2 separate regions of the Homo sapiens genome follow, and region 1 is linked to region 2. The links are chromatin loops, found by intact Hi-C in ENCODE. Cell type or tissue: MCF 10A. All regions are shown on one strand. Each heading gives the region's core, and the rest is flanking DNA. Links, peaks and the distances in the headings are about the cores only. Region 1 overlaps RPE65 (retinoid isomerohydrolase RPE65). Region 2 overlaps GNG12-AS1 (GNG12, DIRAS3 and WLS antisense RNA 1).

Evidence for each region. Hi-C counts contacts between places; a loop is a spot of excess contacts. Peaks named below come from ENCODE experiments on the same cell type or tissue, not always from the same donor. Only the 100,000 strongest peaks of a DNase experiment are listed, where the experiment ranks them.
Region 1: a loop joins it to region 2, with 15 times the contacts of the local background. A loop is called at or near these places in 50 of 110 quality-filtered maps.

What each region holds. Positions count from the first base shown.
Region 1 is chr1:68,439,109-68,448,038 of GRCh38, reverse strand. RPE65 (retinoid isomerohydrolase RPE65) reads left to right here. Exons shown (of 14, transcript NM_000329.3): 3 at 1,179-1,329; 4 at 3,156-3,263; 5 at 3,367-3,508; 6 at 7,039-7,186; 7 at 8,397-8,478; 8 at 8,716-8,848. All of the region lies in intron 1 of LOC124904198 (a long non-coding RNA gene), which reads right to left. Among named protein-coding and RNA genes, the nearest start is that of RPE65, 6.4 kb to the left of the region's middle. In MCF 10A, for the core only: a CTCF peak has its summit at 4,781 (motif pointing right); a DNase peak (open chromatin) is centred at 4,728.
Region 2 is chr1:68,112,210-68,120,209 of GRCh38, reverse strand. GNG12-AS1 (GNG12, DIRAS3 and WLS antisense RNA 1) reads right to left here. Exons shown (of 10, transcript NR_040077.1): 7 at 2,478-2,759. It also overlaps a transcript of WLS not described here. Among named protein-coding and RNA genes, the nearest start is that of DIRAS3, 66 kb to the right of the region's middle. RefSeq lists a silencer at 3,250-3,544. In MCF 10A, for the core only: a CTCF peak has its summit at 3,376 (motif pointing left); DNase peaks (open chromatin) are centred at 3,359 and 7,059.

The DNA.
Region 1 (8,930 bases), core at 931-8,930, 330 kb before region 2:
CAAAGTGATCAATAGACAGTAATTATTACTATCAGTATCATTATTAGTTATAGGAAATAATCCATTTGCTTGAAAAACTTCACTGGTAGGAATCAAGGAAGCACTGTCAATCACTGCCCTTCTCAAAGGATAAACCTACCTGGGGTTTTTTTTGTTTGTTTTTTTGTTTGTTTGTTTGTTTTGTTTTTTGAGACAGAGTCTCGCTCAGTCGCCCAGGCTGGAGTGCAGTGGGATGATCTCAGCTCACTGCAAGCTCCGCCTCATGGGTTTATGCCATTCTCCTGCCTCAGCCTTTCCAAGTAGCTGGGACTACAGGCGCCCGCCATCACGCCCGGCTAATTTTTCGTATTTTTAGTAGAGACGGGGTTTCGCCGTGGTCTCGATCTCCTGACCTCGTGATCCGCCCGCCTAGGCCTCCCAAAGTGCTGGGATTACAAGCGCGAGCCACCGCGCCCGGCCCTACCTGGGTTTTTAGGGACAAACCTAACTGTGAAAGCTGAGAGGCCTTAAGGACTATCTTGGGTACCCCACATTTTGCAGATGAGAACACTGAGGTCCAGAGATGACATGTGAGCTGATCCTAAACCAGAAGTCATGTCCCTGACATCCAACCCTGTGGACTTTCTGCTACAGCAGATTGACTTTCATCCAAGCAGTAGCTCACACTCACAGAGGGATATAGCTCTAGATTTTAAAGAGCCAGGATTCCTGTTTTTTCATTTAAATAGTCTTTTTTCTATAGACACATCTTTTTAAAATACATTTATTCTCACTCTTAATCCATACTTCTACTCCTCACTCCACTAAAATATATCAAGAAATTTGAAAATCTTCTTAAAAATGAGATGGCAAAAGGCAAATGGATTGGTGTTTGGGGAAATCTATTAGGTGGAGAGTCCCAATCCTCTCAAGATGCTTCTCCCTCACTCCTTCCAACCCTTTATCCACACTCTGGGGCATCTCCACATTTCCCAAGGTGTGATCTCCTAGTGAAGGTGAGTCAAGTCAGCAGACATTTTCTAAGTGCTGTCCAGCGCGAGGGCTGGAAATGAAAATCACTGCCAGCTCTATGAGGAAGAAGCTGCCCAATCAGGCTGCTGATATACTCTGCCTTACCAAGGACAAGCCTAGCCCAAGGCAGGGATAAGAAGCAATGTTCTGTCTCCCCTTCATCACAGGCAGGATCCCCCTCTGGCTCACCGGCAGTCTCCTTCGATGTGGGCCAGGACTCTTTGAAGTTGGATCTGAGCCATTTTACCACCTGTTTGATGGGCAAGCCCTCCTGCACAAGTTTGACTTTAAAGAAGGACATGTCACATACCACAGAAGGTAAAGCAGCACTCCATGCCACTCCTCCTCCTCAAAGTAGGGCCTAGCTTGGCTCCTCCTCCCATGTGAGTTTTCACCTCTGAACTCAGGAGGCAACCTATATACCCACTTTCTTCTCACAATGTACCTGGGCCAGTGTGTCTGCATGGATACGAGGGAACATTATCATGGAATAAAGGAGAAGCTAAAGCCTAGGGCTTTGGGGTCCAACATGAGTGGCTTTAAACCCTGTATTCAACAGACATGACTTGCCTAGGAGGGTAACCTTGGCAAGATGTTGACCTCCAATTCTTGGTTTTATAATTAGTAAAATGGGAGAAATAATAGAATCTACCTTATATATTCATTACAAGCATTAAATGAGAGCGCAGTGTCTAGCACACACAAAGCACTTCATAATAATAGCTATTGTGATGCTTGTTATTATTATTAAACCATTGGCCATCTTGATTCCTTTTTCTTTTTATAAAATTGGAAAGGCCACTGGGAAAGGGGTCGGGGGCTGCCACAAAGTAGTGAAGGATGAAACATGTCATAGTGCTACCAGAAAGAGAAGTTTTCTGAAAACAAGAGATTATTGCTAAAAAGCCTTGAAGCCCTAAATCATCATTCCAGGAAACCCCCATTAATGAAGTATTAACAAATACTTTGTCTTCTGCTTTCGTGTTCAAGCCTATTAGTGGCTTTGTTGATCACCACAGATTTCAGGCATTTTGAAAAGACCTGTAAAGAAAAAGTGAAAGGGGACTTGAAGCAGGACAACTTGCATGATAATAGAAGAGAAACGGATGATGTCAAGCAGAAATGTAGCCATAAGAGCTTACTGTGGAGTTCAGATAAAGCTTCCTATACCTTCGACAGAGCAGGGTACTCTTTCTTCTTCATAAAAGTGCGACCGGGTGTGGGTGGCTCACATCTGTAATCCCAGCACTTTGGGAGGCCAAGGCGGCCAGATCACTTGAGGTCAGGAGTTTGAGACCAGCCTGGCTAGCATGGTGAAACCCCGTCTCTACTAAAAATACAGAAAAATTAGCCGGGCGTGGTGGTACACGCCTGTAGTCCCAGCTACCTGGGAGGCTGAGGCAAGAGTATAGCTTGAACCCAGGAGGCGGAGGTTGCAGTGAGCCAAGATTGCGCCACTGCACTCCAGCCTGGGCAACAGAGCAAGACTCCATCTCAAATTAATTAATTAATTAATTAATTAAAAGTACAAAATCAGATTTTAACTGGCTCTCCATATCAGAAATCCTGGGCAAAGTATGCTGTCTACTCTAAGATATGGTTTAGCAGACCTGTCTAGGCAAGAGATGGAATTCAAGAATACTTAATTTTTAAAACAAAATAAATGTTAAAATTGAAGAAAAACATAAAAGTAACAGAGGGAGATTGAGAAGAATATAATTCAGCACACCATGTCCGGAATTTTCCCAGTAAGTTTAGGTTGATAGGTTATAGGTGATGGGGGTGGGGGTCCTATGTGAACTTCCCCCAGGGCTGCATGGTGTGATATAGAAAGTTCATGTTGTCCTGCTCTGGCCAACTAGGATTCTAACCCAGCTTGGCCACATATGCCAATCACTTAACTCCTCTGAACCTCAATTTCCTCATCTGTGAGGTTTAAAAGATAAAAACGTAAACTCAAGGGACATTGTGTCTGCCCTGCTTGGTCACCCCAAGAAAGTGAGCTAATAAAACCCTTTATTCTTCATGTTGTGCATTTATGATTGTGACTTGATGAGGACACATAGAATGGCCATTCTAAGCTCCACATGGGCTGTACGGATTGCTCCTGTCTATACTCTTCCCTATGTTTCAATGTCCTTCAGGTTCATCCGCACTGATGCTTACGTACGGGCAATGACTGAGAAAAGGATCGTCATAACAGAATTTGGCACCTGTGCTTTCCCAGATCCCTGCAAGAATATATTTTCCAGGTTACTGAACCCAAACTGAATGTTACTCAAGACATTTTATATTAGCCCTTTTTCTCTCATGGCTTGAAAATTACTGGACTGAAAAATTCATTTGTTTCTACAGGTTTTTTTCTTACTTTCGAGGAGTAGAGGTTACTGACAATGCCCTTGTTAATGTCTACCCAGTGGGGGAAGATTACTACGCTTGCACAGAGACCAACTTTATTACAAAGATTAATCCAGAGACCTTGGAGACAATTAAGCAGGTGGGACACAGTGCTAGGTGATGTTCAGGAATTTAGAATTTGGAACTTAAAATTAATTCAACATAAATTATTCATGCTGCGAATGTATGATTCTAACTTGATGAGGACACACAGAATGACCATTCCAAGCTCCAAATGGACTGCACTGATTGCCTCTGTCTATGATGCTTTCCTGCAATTGGTGTAATTTGGTGAAAAGAACATGAGAGCCACATTAAGTTTCAAATCCTAGCATTGTCAACAATGACTAGCTATTTGACATAGGACAAACATTGTTTCTTCATCTCTAAAATTTTAAACACTTACATGGATTGGAGAGAACCCATATAAAATGCCTAACATATTCATTCATTCATTCATGACACAAATACTTATCAAGTGCTTTCCATATTCAGAATTTATGCTAGATGCAAGGGATAGATCAATGAGTAGGGTAACATGGTCCCTGCCTTTCATAGCTTTTATAAGCTAGCATGAACCTGGTAAATACTGGGTGCTCAAAAAATTATAGCTACTGATACTGAAAATCATGCTATTTATGGTTCTAGGCAAGTATGTTGCACTAATTTGCCCCTTCTTATAGATACTTCTTATTAGAAATAAAGCTATATCTTGAATGAAATAGCATAGAACAAAATTTCAGCAATATTTGGAAGTGACAAATTTTATGGAGAACTTAGGGAATCTCAATGCAGCAGTCCTTAGATACACATTTTGAACCAATATTTACTAAGATACACCTATTTACAAGGCATTGTTCTTGTCTTCAGGTGACTTAATGTCTAGGTGGAGAAATCAAATATGTAACTGTAATAGGACAAAGAATATGACGAGTCTTTTAAGAAGGAAAATCTTTTAAGAAAGCATAAATACGAAAGGAATTACTTCTGGAAGTAGTTGGCAATGCAAGGTGGGACAGGTGAAAGAAGGCTTAAAGGGAAAGGCTTTGGGCTGGAAGTTAAAAGAGAGGGATGATTTCAGTGAATTTAGAGAAAGGATATGCTAGATGGAGGGGGTAAAGCGATCAAAAGCATGGAGGTAGAAGGTGTTCATGAAAACTGGAGAATAATCTCCTTGGACTAGACTTGCAGCATTTCTCAGTGGAGGTATTAGTATGACATTAGGCAGGGGGTGACTCATCATCATGGAGACGTCCCACACATGGGAGAGGTTTGGCATCCCTGGCCTCATCCACTAAACACCAGTCATGTTTTCAATCATTATACAAACCCAAAACGCTCCTGACATTTCCGTATCTTCCCCTAGGGGGCAATAACACTCCCAGTTGAGAACTAGTTGCCTAGAGTAGTTAATGTCAAGGGGAATATTGAGACACAGGGTAGGATGAAATTAAAAGCTTGAATAATTGGCTATACATTTGGAATATGTTGTTTAGCTAATGGGAAGCTACTGAAAGTTTTTGCTCAAAGAAGTAGTATGAGTAGGGCTATATTTTCAGATGTTTATTTGGGGAGCCATGTGTGGGCTGTACGGGAAGGCAAAAGAGATACAGTATAGCTGGGAGACCAAGAGGTGAAACTAAAAGCCAGAACCACAAATGCAGTACTGGTAAAAATAAGAAGAAAAAAAATAGTCTCAACATTGAGTCTCAATAGCACAAGCTGATCTATAATTCTCAACAGACTATTTACTATGTCTTAACATACACTCCCCATAGCTCTTTCTTGTTTATGTTGTGTGTGTGTAACCATATACAAGTGTGTGTGTAGCTCCTTTAGAGAAGAACAAAAGCTGAGTTTCTAAATCATTCATTTGACTTTGATAGGGAATCTGTATTACAATTACATGATATTTTAATTAGAAATATAGAAGCTATGGTATGGCTGCAGAATAGACTTTATTAGGAGTCAGGTTCCACTGTTACTAGCACTGTAAAATGTAATTTTAAAAATGTGAAATTTTTGATTGTTTACTGTTATTAACCAGTGCCTTTGCCTCCAGCCTGATTCCCTTAAATACAATTTATTTAAGGCAGCAGTAGCAATTTTTTAAAATATAAATATGAAAGTATTACTCCACCTAGGGAATCCATAACTTCCCAAATAAAGTCCAAGCGAAGGTCTTTGTGGCTGGCCCACTCTTATTTCGCCTCCTCTACGCATGCCCTTCATGGCAGCCAGGTTAAATGACTAGTAATGGCCAAACAGCACACATTATTTCACAAGTCTATGCATTTACATTAGGATTCCCACTCCCTGGAATACACTGTCATCCTGCTCCACTTGGCTAACTCCACGCACCTTTCAAACATTAGTTGGAGTCATGTTTCTCAGGAAAACTGCCTCATCCCTCAGTCTGGGCTAGATGGCGCTTCTCTACGATGCCATTGCACACTCACAGTGCTTTACACCGGCTTATTGGTCTAATGCAGGGCTGTCCAATAGAACTTTCTGCAATAATGGAAATGCTCTATAACTGTGCTATCCTGGTGTTATTAAGCACTTGAAATGTGGCTAATGTGACTGAGGAGCTGAATTTGAAGTTCTATCTAAAAATTAGTGGTCCTGTATTAATAGAACAGCACGGGTCTAGAATGAAGTTCTTGAAAGCAAAGATCTTCTCTCTCCTGAGCCCTGATACAGTGCCTGGCACATAGTGAAAGCTCAGAGTATTTGATAAATGATTGACTGAATAAATGAATATCTTGCCTATTATTTAAATAAGGTTGCTAAAATGTCCTATGCTTTAAAAAAATCTCCCTAATTAATTGGAAATAATTTTGGTTAGATAAATATATATTCCAGTAATTATTCATTCAATAACTCTTTACCAAGTAGGTCCCAGGTGGAAATCTAGTGCTGATTTATCTAGCTCTTTATCCTTAAACAAGACACTTGATCTCTCTGGAACCCCAATTTATCCTTCTGCAAACAGAGATTTGTGTTACATTTGTAGTTCTAAACTTCTTATGAGACATAAAATTGAATTAAATGCTGTATGCTTTTGCCAGAAATGTTTATATTTAATTAAAAGAGATCCATGGTTCTCCTAAAGTCTATTTAAATTAAGACTTTCTATACTAGATGAAGCTTGAAGTCCCTTTCAGTTCCAAACTCATACAGTACCATGTGCAAGACATATAGTTGGTATTTACATAGTACCATACGAAATTGACATTTTTGGAAATCAGCAATTATTAAATGTTAGCAATCTTATACAATTAAATCTAATACAATAATAAGAGTATAAAGAAGTCTGAGGACTCAAACTTATGGTTTCAGGTCAATCTGCATATGCTAAAAGAAAAGTAACTAACCAGAGCACTGTATGGTATACATCAAATAAAGAGATGTCACAGGTAACTCCAGATTCAGACACATGAGGGGGCATTATGTTCTGCATGAAGGTGGGAACTCAAGGTGAAAGAGGGTAGAATCCAGAGAGATGGGAAGAAAGAGAAGTGCACTTAGGATGAGAGTTCAAGGGGTAGTGATGACCTCAGACCTAGGGACAAAGGTATAATGTATCTTCCTTCTCTCAACTGGAGGACATTCACTTTACTTCCGTAGGTTGATCTTTGCAACTATGTCTCTGTCAATGGGGCCACTGCTCACCCCCACATTGAAAATGATGGAACCGTTTACAATATTGGTAATTGCTTTGGAAAAAATTTTTCAATTGCCTACAACATTGTAAAGATCCCACCACTGCAAGCAGGTGAGTTTACCAATCTGTCCTCTTCTGAAAATAAGTGTCTATATTGTGAGAAAGTTACTGTATTGTGAGAAAGATAAGAATGTCAGAATAGCATTTTGTGCATAGTTAAATTACTCTCAGACTTCAGAAGTACTGCCCTCATCCCTACCCTATAAGGGGCCTAATGCCCAAGGGCATCATATCAAAGGATGACGACTTGAAAATATAGAAAGCAAGTGTCCAAGTTCTCTTCTAGAATATTAAAAATGTAGTACATATATATATATGGATTTGATCATATACAATTAGGATTCAAACTTAGCAAACATTTATTGAGCACTTATTCATGTGCTAGGCAAAATTAAATTAAATAAGCATGTATGTGTGCATAATAGCATACATACATATATGAGAGTGTACTAAATATGTTGCGCTTAATTCCCAAAACTACAAACAAATCTGTTATCTCATAGAAGTACTATAGAAAAAGAACTACAGCAAAAAGAGTGTACCCTAGAATTCTCCATTCATTCTTCATTTATTGCCAGGTTCATTGTTCACCACCTTGATGATGGAATTATTTGAATGTATACAGATTTTTGTTTAGTATTATTTAGTACAGTTCTCAAAGTGTAGTCCTTGGACCAAGACCATCACCTAGGAAACTGTTAGAAATACAAATCTTGAGCCTTGTCCTGGGCAGACTGAATGAGAAATTTTGGGAGTGGAGCCTGCAATCAGTATTTTAAGAAACTCTTTATGTGATTCTGATGCACACTAAAGTTTGAGGACCATTCACTTACTAGTGAGTAAATTTTAATGTGCATAAGAATTACTGTACAGGGCTATTGACACAAACCCATCTAAACTATATCCTTTGGGCATCTTAAGATGTTGCAAAAGGCATTTTGACCATTCTGAGGTTTCTTCCCTACTCCCCTGACTTAAAACCCACCTCCAGCTATTGCAAGATGTGACTCCACTACACTCCACTTGCCACAACCCTATTTGAGTGCACGTTTCCAAATCTGCTGCTATTTGGATTTTCCTGGGTGATTTTGCAGCTTCACATGAAATTTCACTAAGAAGTGCAAATGATGGAGAAAATGAAAATAACCCCTCTAAAACAATCAAAATGTGTTTCTTTGCCTGTATAAGCTGTTCTAAATGCTTTGTATTAAAAAAAAAATAAGAGGCTCTTCCAAAGCCTTTTAAAACCACTTTATTTCAGACAAGGAAGATCCAATAAGCAAGTCAGAGATCGTTGTACAATTCCCCTGCAGTGACCGATTCAAGCCATCTTACGTTCATAGGTAACTTGAAGGCCTGCTATGAATCTTCAGGAAAACTCAAGTTTAAAGATTTGCTTTGCCTACCTTTGATACCAATCCTGATCACAATATTTTTTTGCAGAAAACTAAATTTAAACATAATTAATTTCATGTAGGCACTGTTGATTCTTGTAACTGAGCATACCACATATATACAAATTTGTCTGTGGCTTGAGAATCAGCCCTTTCATTCACAAGCCCATTTGTGTTTCTGAACAGTTTTGGTCTGACTCCCAACTATATCGTTTTTGTGGAGACACCAGTCAAAATTAACCTGTTCAAGTTCCTTTCTTCATGGAGTCTTTGGGGAGCCAACTACATGGATTGTTTTGAGTCCAATGAAACCATGGGGGTAAGTCTTAGATATATTTGTCAAGTTTGTGATTCTGAAGAAGATGTGTTTAATAATGTACACTTTTTTCCTTTTTAAATGC
Region 2 (8,000 bases), core at 1-8,000:
ACCCCCTTCACCCCACCTGAATGAGATGATTTCTGAAGTCCTCAGCAGCCCTGATTCTAAGCCTCATAAGGAAGAGTAGGTGTTAATGGCATCCTAGGGCAATGGTAGGCGCCTGATGCAGATCTGCTGTGAGCCATGTGCTGGCATCACAGGGGTGGTTTATTAATTTCATTTATCATCTGGACAGCCCCTTCTTATAACGTACATCCTTGCCTCTTCTGAGGCTCTAAGATCCCCAAGGTGGCTCCTGTATCCAGAAACCCCTTGGCCTTCCCTCCCAGTTAAGCAAGATCTCTCTTCAACTCAGGGATGCTGAGAGATTGAAAGTGAACTACACACAGGAACAGCCAAGATAGGAGTTATTTCTATAGCACCATGCTTGGCTGATGTTCTTTACACGGAGTGGGCAGGATTTTTAAAACAGCGTTTGTGCCTTTTAGCCTGGGCTCCTCCTAAAAGCAGACTCTGGGACAAGGATTTGTGTGCAAGTAGCTGGCTTGAAAGGTGATTCCAGGAAGCACTGAGGTGGCATGGAGAAGCAAGGCTGAGAAGAAGGGAATGCAAAGAACAGCCACCAAGGTGCACGGCCAGGGCCTCTGTCAAGCTGTGAGGAACATGCTGCAGAGTTGTCCCCTGGGGCTGAGGAAGCTGTGAGAGAGAGCCACTCCACTCCCATCCTTTGTAGGTAGAGGGCCACCGCCAGGCTCTTAGCTACTTGGAACTAGGGCCAGCTTGAGGAATATGGGTGAGGCACCCATGGCCTCTGCTACATTGTTTTTAATCCAGTCTCAAAAACAAAATGGTCCTATCACAGAAACTCTGCAAAAATACATGAAAGAGTAAAGAAAAACATGTAAACATTTTACAATTACTCTATCCAAAGATAAATACTGTTAAAATGTCAGTATGTTCTTACACAAGTTTTTCCATGCATATATGTGTAGATTTATATACATTAAGATTGTATTATACATAGAAAATAAATTTCTGGACAGTTATATAACCTGCCCTTTTCAAAATATATCTAGGAAATCTTTCTATGTTATTGTGTTGTCTTCTATAACATGATTTTCATGACTTTACTATTATAGTCTCTAAAAAGGATGGTTCATAATTTTTACTGGACATTTCAGTGGTTTGCAAAGTTTGACTATTACAATATATGTTGAAATGAGCATCCTTGGATATAAATCTTTTTTGTACATCACTGATTGTTGCCTTAGTATCAATTCCTAAGAACTACTGGGTTAAAGATCAATTATTCATTCAATAAGCATATGTTGAACATCTAATATTGGGCCAGGTGCTTTTTTTTTTTTTTTTTTTTTTTTTTTGAGACAGAGTCTTGCTCGTCACCCAGGCTGGAATGCAGTGGCGTGATCTCGGCTCACTACAATCTCCACCTCCTGGGTTCAAAGTGATTCTCCTGCCTTAGCCTCCTGAGTAGCCTGGGATTACAGGCATCTGCCACCACGCCCAGCTAATTTTTTGTATTTTTAGTAGAGATGGGGTTTCACCATGTTGGCCAGGCTGGTCTCGAACTCCTGACCTTGTGATTTGCCCGTCTTGGCTTCCCAAAGTGTTGGGATTACAGGCGTGAGCCACCACAACCAGCCGGGCCAGGTGCTATTGTAAGCATTTGGGGCAGATCAGTAAACAATATCCCTATCATTGTGAAGTATATTGGTGTGGTAAAGGAAGGCGGGAGGGAGGAGGCAATAGATAGTAAGGTGATAGCGATGAAGGCTACACAGAAAAGCATTTATCATGGACACCTGTAAGCATACAGAGCCCTCCAGAACTGTGCCAACAGCAGAATGAGAGAGGCTGTGGCCCGCATCCTCACTGACACTACGTAGTTTTGAAATTTGCAACTTCAAGATGCAGAAATTGAATTTTGCATTTACTTCATTACCAGTAACACTGAGCATGTTTCATGTTCCTATGACTTGATATTTTTAGGTTGTCAGTTCAGATTCTTTATCCATTTTCTTGAGAGTCTGATTTAGTATATTTATCTTTTGTCTGTTACACGGGTAGCTCAACTTTTCTCCATTTGTCACTAGCTTTTATTTTGATTTGGATGTTTACCAGGATATAGAGCTTTTTTCTATGTAGTCAACCTGTACATTTTTTCTTTTATAGTTTCTAGTTTTGCTTTCATGCTTAAAGAAATATCCCCTAAGATAATAGGTCACCCACATTTTTTCTAGTTTTAAAAATTCTGTTTTTTTTTTCTCATCAATTCATATAGAATTTGTTTCCCAGCTGGAAGACCAATTAAATATTTTTTCCAGACAGTTATCCTAGCATGATTTTTTGGATCATAATTGGGAAGGACAGGATCTAGCAAGCTGGGGAGATCATGTCATTGGGTTACCCCCGGAGCAGTGGTGAGGCTTGGGTGTCAGAGCCATCCCATCCACAAGTGGTGCCAGAAGGCACCAACAAGACCCAGAAGCTCCCCGGGAACTCACCTCCGACTGCCAGTGAGGGTCCTGTCTGTGACAAAGAAATGTGCCATCGGGGGAAGATAAGCGTCCACTGCAGCACAGAGGAAACACGAGAGCTGCAGGCACGGGCTCAGTGAGCCGAGGAAGTCAGTGGCAGTGGCCGCCTGGCCAGGGTCCCTGGAGCTCCCAGGAAGCTGCCCTCCAAAGCAGTCTGCTCCTCTGTGCCACAGTGCAGAGGAAAGGTGTCTGGGGCCAGAAGCTGATGGCCGTATTGACTGGATGACAAACAGGGACCACACGAGCCTCCTGTTGGCAAAAGAGAACATGTGTGATGAGGCTGTATAATGGACAGCAGAAGGCCTTGGCTAGGGCTCTAACGTTACCCCTAATTGCTGTGTGTTCTTGGCCAAGCTATAGTACCTCTCTGGGTCTAGTTATCAAATTACATGTTGTTTAAAAAATTATACTAGGTTTAGCAGCATTCATTGGTTGGGAAGAATACTGTATAAGGATCCACTCTAGATGTCATGGTTTGCAGTACAAGCTGCAATTGTACAGATAAAGTTTGGGAGTGTGTACAGTATACTAGCTTGATGCAGAGGAGTGAGTGTGGGGGCAGGGGGAAATATGATTAGAGAAAACGGAGAAAGGAGGAAAAGCAGGGATAGAGGGAGGGAGGGAGGAAGGAAATTGAAAGTAAGTTGAGAAGAAATGGAACCAAGATTTTTTGTGAGTTGAATGCCTGACAATCATTCTAACCTGCACAAAGGTGAGTGGGAGGGGTCGGGGCCAGTCGTACAGGTTCATGGCAACCTTTTATTTCCCTAACTGGCTCAGGAGGGACAGTTCTGTTAGCCTTCAAAATTAAAACCACCCTTGTCCACAATTAATCAGTCCACAGCTATTTGCTGCCCTCTGCTGGCCAAGATAAACAATGGCTGCATTGCAAAAGAGTTTTTATCTTGAAAGAAATAGATTCATTCACCCAACAACTGTTTATAGAGCCCCTATTAAGTACCAGGCACTGTTCTAACACAGACCAATAACCAACATAGACAAAGACTCCTGCCTTCATGAGGCTTAACAACAATTAAAATATCTAGCATGTAGAATCCCTGCTATGGATGTGCCAGGTAGGATTTTAATCACTTGATATTTATCAACTTCTTTAATCCTTAAATGAATCCTATGAGGTAGGCACAATTGTTGGCACAGAGAGCTTGGGTGATTTCCCTAAGGTCACACAGCTAGGAAGTAACAGCCTGGTTCAACTCAGCCAATTTAGCTCCTGCTGCGCCTGTCACCAATGAGTTCTGATAGATGCATTGCCCTTCCTGCCCAAAATTTTGTATAGACGGAGCCATTATTAGATGGAAAAGCAAAAACACTGATCTTCTGGCTCAGCCACTGTGTGACCGTGAGCCTGGCCTTACCCCGTGTGGTTGTCAGAGGAGTCATCCATAAGAAGTGTATGCTTACACGGGCCCTGCTGATTGTTGTCCCTGTCCTCTTCCTCCCTCCCTGATGCTGGCCCTGGGTACAGGAGGGTCAAGGAAGCCAAAGGCGGCCTGAATCTCCGAGCTGCTGCTCCTGGTCCCTATTGTAAGGTCCTGTGAACCCTGCTTCTCCAGCTCAGCATTAATGGGGAGGGAGCAACCTGGAAGTTAATGAAGAAATGAGGGACTTCCCTGTTAGGGTGAGTGCTCTGGGACAAAGGGACAACCTACAGCAAGAGGAATTCAGGACAGCTGCAGGGGAGAGCTGGAAGCTCCCGACCAGGAGGTGCAGAGCTTGCCAGCCTCCAGGGTGAGACATACAAAAATGCCAACGACTGCTGCCAGGAGGGAGAGGGTGGAAGACTAGTGGAATAGAGCAGCAAGGGGGTCCTTGGAATTGCTTAGAAGCCCTTGATTGCTATTTGTTAATTTAAAACAAAAAAAAATTATGCCTAACCTCATACAAAAATTTTAACTTTATAAGAAGAGAAAAACATATTTTAAAGTCTCATTTGAAAATGCCTTCAGAAATTTGTTGATGTTTTTAAAAAGCAAATTTTAAAAAGTATTCCCCCCTCATAACAAATGTCCAAGCAACAACAAGAGTAATAGCGGCTCTTTACAAAGCACTGATAATGTGCTGGCACCTCACAGTAGTCCCATGATATAGGTACTTTCATTTATACCAATTACCAATGAGCATGCTGGAGCTCAGAGAGGTTGAGTGACTTGCCCTGTGTCACACAGCCAGCACTCAAGGCTGTGCCCGACTGACTTCATTATCACCACCCTATACTTTGTCTCAAAGGGAGGGAATGTTAAACTGAATGAATTGGCTCTAGGCCCCAGGGACTGCCTCGTGAAGAATGGCGAATTCCTAGTGTCATCCCAAGAAGCAGGGGCAATTTATCCTTGGGTTTGTCTGACCACACAGCAGAGGTTCCAGCTTCATTACTGGGGTTCTAGGCATGTGTGTTGGTGCAATCTGGAAGCAACAGATCTTCTTCGTGTCCCTGAGAGGGAGAGGGTTAAGCCACCTCTTGCATGATCTGGATTTGCCAGCCTGGAGCAGCCATAACCCTAAGGAGCCCCAGAGGGACCTCCTGAAAAGCAGTCATTGAGTTGAAACCCAAGGTGCAACCCATGACCGGGTGTGGTGGGGGGTGTATCATTATTTTCAAAGACTGAGACCCAGGGAAAGGCCTGTCACAGGCCACACAGTGGCTGCAGACCAGCATTATGAGAAGATCCCAGGCCTTATAATCCAAGCTTAGTCCTACCTGCAGTCCAGCACTGTGCTGAGCCTTCTACGACTGCCCCAGAGCAAACCAGGTGTCCCCTCCCAGGCCTACCACTGAGGTCACTCCAGCCTATACCTGCCCAATTAGGGCTGCTTCACACCTAAGTGGCACCCCCAGAGGGGGTTCTCTGTTCTTGCTTTACCCTATTCCAGAAGGAATAAGCCCATAGTATGATAACTGGCAGTTTTGCTAAGGCACAAATATGAATCTTGCCCACTTCTGGGACGGGGCTCTGAGCAAGTCTCTCAGCCTTCAGGGGCTGGCTCGAGGGATAAAGGGGACCAGTGGTCACTCCATCATCTGGCCAGTTTAGTCTGCACCAGTCAGATGCCTGTCACCTAGGTCTCAGAAGTCACATTTAGCATGAAACGGATTAAAACGAGGAGCCAGCTCTGTGCCTCAATTTCTTCATCTGCAGAAATGAGGATTATACCACTTAGCATTGCTGTTGGGAACATATGAATTAGGACAGTGCTTGGCATATAGTAAGTTTTAAAAAGGTATCTATCATTGTCTTTGCCATCATCATCATCATTATAGATTCTTGACACCTGTGGAATATATATAGCCCATGAAATGACAAATAAGGAATGCTTATATTGGCTCCTAAATTTCTCCAAATGACATATTTCAGCTATAGAATCCAGTGTTTTCTGTATATATCCTCCTTATGCCACAAGTTAACCAGTAGCTGGCAGTCTCCGAGTCCCTCTATCTTTCCAGCCTTCTGATCCTCACCCTATCCCAAGCTGAGACCTTGGCCCAGAGCCTCAGCCTGGCAGTAGGCATGATTCAGATTTGTTCCTCAGCAAAACTGCCAGTTATCACCCCATGGGCTCACTCCATCTGCAGTCATTGAAGCCAAGAAAGTTGAATCCGGGAATGCCAGAAGGTCCACTACTGGTTTCTCAAGGTGTGTTTCACAGGATGCTGGTTCTGTTGAGTGATTACAGTCGGTGATTTGTTGTTGAGCCATCAAATACAGTTGAGTAGCATTGGATTTTTAAGCATGTTTCTTTCTGAGGAGATCTCAGTCTTGAACACGCCACCTTTCTAAATCTGAGGCATGGGATGTACTCTTTCTCAAATGCACATTATCGTTCTGCTCCCTTTCACTGTAGGACAGCTTGTGGGATTTGCTGTCCTGTAGCAAGGCTTTTCAAGCCTTTCCCTGCGGACAGTTCACCTGGGAGCATATTGTAAAGTGCAGTTTCTTACTCAGAAGGGCTTGGGAAGGGCCTGAGACGATGCATTTCTAACATGCTCCCTGGAGGTGCTGATGCAGCTGCTCCACACACCAGACTTGAACAGTGAGGCTTGCGGCAATATTTCTAAGAGATGTGTCTGCCACGTCCCCTACCCAAGGGGGTCCCATGCCATCCCTTTTACAGCCCTAACACCTGCCAAAGTGCTTGGATCATATGAAAAACAGACTTGGCCAGGAGCTGAAGTGGAGGCTCATAAGGGCAGAATTTCTGTCTGTTTTGTTCTCAGGTATATTTCCAGAAACTAGAACTGTGCCTGGAACACAGAGTGGCTCAGTAATTACCTGGGGAATGAGTAGATTACTAGGGTCATTCAGCAAAGAGATGCCCTTTTCCAGGAATTTTCTGGCATTCACTGTTCTGAGTGGTGGTAGATTTGAGTCCAGGGCTTCTGCAAACTCACCAAAGGTCCTTTGCATCCAAAGCATCTCTTTCTCAAACTCATAAATCTGACTCAACAACCTATCTATAAGGCCTCCACCTATAAGGATACGGATATTTTTACGGACATGCGAGGTTGGATGACTCAGGATATGAGTAAGCCCAGAGCTTCAGCCAATATGGTCTCAGAGTGACAGATGGAGAGAGAAGGCTTCCTGTGGTGGGACTAAGGAGCATGGGCCTCAGGCTGACCAGCGTCCCCAGAATGAAGGGCTTTCTTTAAGATGGGGCCAAGGCGTTCCAAGCCAAGTTCGTGGGCAGCTAACTAAATGAGGTTCATGGATTTGGCCTCAACCTTGTTCTGACGCTCTCACTGCCAACCTAGGCAGGGAGCCAAATTCCTTGCTCTTTAACAGTTTGTCTGTTTGTTTTGGTCCAAGAGGCCAGGAAGAGAAGATATTTGTTTCCATGGTAATTGCTTGGAATGATTCTTAAGTAGAGGAGCCTGAAGGGCAAGTCTTCTCATTAGGTTTCCACCTTCAAGGAACTTAAAATCTTCTTAACAATCAAGGTTCCCAATACATGAACCGTGCAGTCGGTGACCAATGGGAGGTACAAGGACACTTTTCAGTAACTCCTGATTGGGGGCAATTGAGAGGGCTTCCCAGAAGACTGAAAATGAGCCGAGCCTTGAAAGAGTTGGATAAAAGGTGAGGGTAAGGGAAGAGTATGAGAGTGTGGAGATGCAACTTCACAAGCATTATTTGGGTGGCAATGACTAAAGTAGCCTGTTTAGCAGAGAGTCTGGGGTGCAGTGAGTAGAAAAGCAACTTGGAACCGGAGTGTACACAGCATTGAATGTCAGGCCGTGGAGGCTGGACACCTGGGCCCATTCTTTAGAACTAGAGCGTGAGAAGTAGGTGGGACCCACACATTTTGCTTTTGGGTTCAGGCAACCATGGGGAGACAGCCTCCTGAATGAAGCCAAGAGGAGACTGCTGAATTGGTAGAGAATGAGAGGGTCCAGCCAGTAGGTACTGTTGTACAGCTAGTGCACTGCATAAGAGCACCTGGCCAGGAGAGCAAGTAAGGACAGAAATACAG